Linked DNA regions of Homo sapiens: region 2 is linked to region 1. The links are chromatin loops, found by intact Hi-C in ENCODE. Cell type or tissue: sigmoid colon. All regions are shown on one strand.

The links. Peaks named below come from ENCODE experiments on the same cell type or tissue, not always from the same donor. Only the 100,000 strongest peaks of a DNase experiment are listed, where the experiment ranks them.
Region 2: it touches region 1 in a loop (4-fold over the local background); 14 of 110 quality-filtered maps call a loop at or near these places.

Annotation. Positions count from the first base shown.
Region 1 is chr18:75,160,798-75,163,297 of GRCh38, forward strand. No RefSeq gene overlaps it. Among named protein-coding and RNA genes, the nearest start is that of PTGR3, 47 kb to the right of the region's middle. In sigmoid colon, no CTCF peak of the experiment used is centred here; DNase peaks (open chromatin) are centred at 1,095 and 1,896; H3K4me3 peaks cover 948 bases.
Region 2 is chr18:74,656,777-74,659,276 of GRCh38, forward strand. The region is part of intron 3 of ZNF407 (zinc finger protein 407); the gene reads left to right. Among named protein-coding and RNA genes, the nearest start is that of ZNF407, 60 kb to the left of the region's middle. In sigmoid colon, a CTCF peak has its summit at 1,021 (motif pointing right); a DNase peak (open chromatin) is centred at 1,025.

The DNA.
Region 1 (2,500 bases):
TTAATATCAAAATAATTAAGAATTTTGTTTTAACCATTTTTTCCCCAGACTGCTAATGCTCTTTTCTTTTTCCCATCATGATGAGTATGATGAGGAAGAAGATTGTAAATAAATGTGAAATGAATGGCAATTCTCATGCAAGTCTCACGTAAACAAAAGTATCAGCATTAAAGTTATGAATCCTAATTTGTGCCATGGAGCTAAAATCTGTATGCTTCTGAATTAGGGAAATATAGACATACAGCACTGAGAAGCGTCTCTGTGCGGTTCAGAAAACTGACACAGTCTCTCCAATTTATGGGAAAATTGACATAATTTTGCAAAAATGCAAAACCATTTGCGAACTGGGTTTTGCATAATGGGATTAATTTGGTTGACTGTCATATCCACTATGCTGCAAAATGCAAGGTAATCACAACATCATTCTGGGTTTTTTTTTTTTTTAAGGGAAGAAAGAGAAAGGAAGAAAGAAAGGAAAAGCATTTCCCCCTATTCTGACTATCTTTTCATTAAGGGAAAATACCCAGTCTTCTAGGTGGCACTGAGGTACCTCTAGAAAACAATGCTAGACAAAATTCTGCAATGGTTGCCTTCGTGAACTGAACTGAATTGGCCTAGCTCCAGTGAGAAAAATTAACAGCTTTCATAGAGCATGAACAATTGCTGCCAGAAAAAGTCCGTACTTTCTGCTTTGGGGTGTGTGTGCGTGTGTGTGCATTTGTGCAGAATTATACTGCACAACAGAGCTAGGGCTGTATTATATACAATTTGTTACCACACTCAATGATTTAACCTCATTATTATGAACCCTCTTTCTATCAATAAATAAGAGCTGATTATTCTGAGAAGAAGGCACAATATGTGAATTTGTGAAACAGCGAGGCTATGCCGTGGCGACAGTGACCCCAGCGTCTCAGTGGCTTCACACAGCACTGTTCTTTCTTCTTCGTGCTACGTGTCCAGCATCAGCAGGAAGGCTCTGTCAACTGCTGTCCCTCAGGGTCCATCCGGGCACAGGCTTCCTGGGATGCCCAGACAGGAAAGGGGACACGCAGTGAGCACACCAGGTCCGAAGGCTCCACTTGGAAGAAGCACTTTCACTTTCACCCACATCTCCCTGGCCAAAGCAAGTCGCATGGCCACACCTACCTTCAGAGGGCGCAGGGAGGACTAGAAGACAAGTGAGCCCATGTAGTTGCTGCCACAGTCAGCATGCTGGGAATTTTTCTATCTCTTTCCGTTACTCTAAAGATTGATGATGAAATAGACCCTTCTTTTTGTCTTCTCCAGATAGAGGGACAGGTGTGATTGGAGAGAGTTCTTCCTTCACTATGAGGCATTCAAGGCAGGGTGGCATTTTTCAACTCAACCCAACAACAACGGAGAGCCTGCCCCAGGCCTGCTAAAGAGGCTAATGTGGCAAGGAAGACATAGAAGACCATGTCTTCCTCATCTCAAGGGAATGATGGAAGAATGTTGGTAGGAGTAATGGGTGGATGAAAATACCTTCTATGCAAAGCCGAGCGTGGCCAGTGCTGCTATTCAGAAACACGAGAGTCCAGGCAGGCTTCCCATGAGAGGCGTTGACACTGAGCCTTGAAAGATTCCTGCTGGTGGGAAGGTGGGGAGGGGAACAGCAAGACCAAGGCATGTGGGAATAGTCAGTCGTCCAGTTTTCAAAGAGCTTCTGAGTTTCCTTGCAGAGAGCTGGCACTCTATGATGGGTGTCCTGGCAGTTAGAGGTGGGGAATGTACACTTGGTTTAGCAGCTCTGGACAAGAATGGCTCCACCTGTCTCCTTAGCATCATTCTAGATCCATAAGGTCATGCCTGGGCTGCTTACGCCAGTGACTCATTCTAAATCCGACAGTGCATTCTAGAGGCAGGAAGATCTGGGCTCAAGTCCCAGTTCTGCAATGTACTGACCATGTCACCTTGGGTGTGTTGCTTGGCCCCTGCAGGCCTGCCTTCTCATCTGAGTGGGTCTAATCATACCGACTTCATAGGGCTGTTTAGACTGAGGGTTAAAGATCATGTCTGTGAAGAATCTTGCATATAACAACAAAAAATAAAAACAATAATAAAAATTAAAAACAAAAACCTCACAACCAGACAAAGGAAGGAATTACTTTAGCATTAAGAAGAATATTCATTATAATACTTTCTCAATAAAAAGCTCTTGTTAATAGAATTGCATTGTTATTAGCTTTGTCTTAAGGACAATGACTGCTCATTAATTACATGAACACCCACTGGGGGCCTGCTCAGCTGACAGGGATTCCCCCAGCGCCCTTGTCTGTCCTTTGCTTGTGCCCTTCTGCTGTGGTCATTATCCAAGGGTGGCTTGGTCAACAGGGCTCTTTCTCCTAGGAGTGTGACACTTGGCCAGAGTCGCAGTGGAGCAGCATCACTTTGCTGACGTGTCCTATGGGATGTTCACGAGCAAGTATGCAGAGGCACCCTGAGCTGCTCTGTGGCCAGGGTGCAGGTGTTTGGCTGG
Region 2 (2,500 bases), 500 kb before region 1:
GTATAGATTATTTACCAAGAATAGGATTTTTATACTTTGATATTTATGTAATCAGGCAGATTAAAAAATCCCATCACTTAATGTATTTGACATATCCCTTTAGGTGAATTTAATAATTTAAGTTTTATGAATAAATGCCATTGTTGTTATCCTGTATTGCTTATTACTGTGCTTAATACTGTGTTGTATTGCTTATTACTGTGATATACTTCCTTTGAATGAACATTTTATTTTTCTCCCTATTGAGTTTGTAGGTGTGTTTTTATTTTACTAATATAAAGTAATTCCAGCCAAGTGTTGAACTAGTTTTTTTTTTTTTTTTTAATTTAAGTGTCTGTGTAGTCTTCCTGTTTGCTTACGTATTATTTTTCCATAGTTGTTTGTATCTACAGTGGAAGGCACAGTTTTCTTGATTTAGTTCAAGCCCGTGGAAACTAAAATTGAGGGTAATTTCTTGAAATATTTTTTGTATAATTATGAAAAAATGATAGTAGAAGGAAAATTTTGTATAGTATGTATAATTTACACAGGAGTCTTAAATAGATTTAAAATCAGGTGATTTCACTGCTGAATTTTCTGACTCATCTTTCTTAAAAACAGATTAATGGCATAATACACATATTTGTGTCATTTTCTGTTTGTCCAGAAAATGCATTATTGTGTAGGGAAAAAAAGAGAGAGTGAAAAGGGAAACTGCTTTGAGCGTGAGATTTGATGTGATAAACCTGGTTACTTAACCATTCGTCTCCTGTAGCCCTGCTGTTGTGTACAGGTATTAATGGATGGGCTCTCCTACCTCATTGATCTTTGCGATGGTGTATGCTCAACTATACAGATGAGAGCTGAGAGAGAACTAACTGGCTGTAAAGTGTTCACCTCCACGTTGGTTCCTGGCTTTCTTTCCTCGGCATTGTCTGAATCACTTCTTATACCCCACTGCAGCAGCAGTGTTTACGCTGTACTTGTTCCATGTTCCATCAAATACTGTCGTCCACCCTGGGAGGTCTGCAGTGCTGCTGCTTGCGTGACCACGAGGGGGAGTCAGGGAGTGTCCCTGGAATTCCTCCCCATCCTCTCCTTCCTCCCTGTCTTCTCAGCCTCTTGCTCTCTACTTCTCCTTTTCCTTTCTTCTTCTTCTTCTTCTTCTTCTTCTTCTTCTCCCTCCTTTCTTTTTTCTCTTTCCATTTCCTCCTCTTTCCTTTCCCTCCTTTCCCCCTTTCTTCCTCTCCCTTCCTTTCCCTTCTCTTCTTCATGTGGAACTGAAAATATTATTGCTATCTTACATCCTTCTCCAATTGAACATCACTACAATAGAAGCAGCAGTTGTCTTTATTTATTTATTTATTTATTTTTTGAGACGGAGCCTCGCTCTGTAGCCCAGGCTGGAGTGCAGTGGCATGATCTCAGCTCACTGCAACCTCCGCCTCCCGGGTTCCGGTTCAAGCAATTCTCCTGCCTCAGCCTCCCGAGCAGCTGGGATTACAGGAATGCGCCACCATGCCCAGCTAATTTTTGTATTTTTAGTAGAGACAGGGTTTCACCATGTTGGCCAGGCTGGTCTTGAACTCCTGACCTCGTGATCTGCCCACCTCGGCCTCCCAAAGTGTGGGATTACAGGTGTGTGCCACCGCGCCTGGCCTTCGTCTTTATTTTTTAAAGTTGTTCAGTAGATGTCATATATTTTCCTAACTACTATTTACATAGATATAGGATGGCAAATTTTACAGGTTTAATGGGTAAAGAACTCTTAGAGGGAGTGTGACTACCTAGATGAATACTGGGTTGGGTTTAAAATAAAGAAAAACTGTGATGTGTAAAATGCTCAATATGATTACTAGAAATGATGTATCTAAAAATAACCATAAAATAATTCTTTACAAACTGTTTCAACCTACTTTTGTTTTAATTAGAATAACTCTAAGATTGGGGATATTCCTGAATTGTTTCTTCCTAATTAAAATATATTTAGGAGTGTCTGACTTGGGTTGATGTTACGTGATTTTTTGCTTGGAGTGTTCTCATAAAACCAAGTAGACATTTATTCAACTATGATAGTCACTAACTTTGGCTTAAATATCCGTAAATATATATTTTAGCTTTCTCTAAACTATTAATGTAAATCTCTGAAGGAATTTAAAACATTATATATCTATCTATATATATATTCTTCAGATTGTGTAATTAAAATCTATTGTATACACATGGTGTGTTTTCACTTTTTTTATATTCCATCTAGGGACATGTGAGTGGACATTGGTATTCTCCCCCAGATTTACATTCTCTGGGTATTTAAAGCTCATGGATTTTTTGAAATAGATGAACTACATAGATAACTTAATACTGGTGTGTTTTGGGCTTGCTTTCTGATTTCATAATACGTAAATATATCATTGTGGTTTAGATTTTTATTTTTCAAAGATTGGATTTTGATGATTTCATTTTTATCTTTGAAAATTCTTTTGTGTTTGATGAGATAAATCCATTTCATTTTAATTAAAAA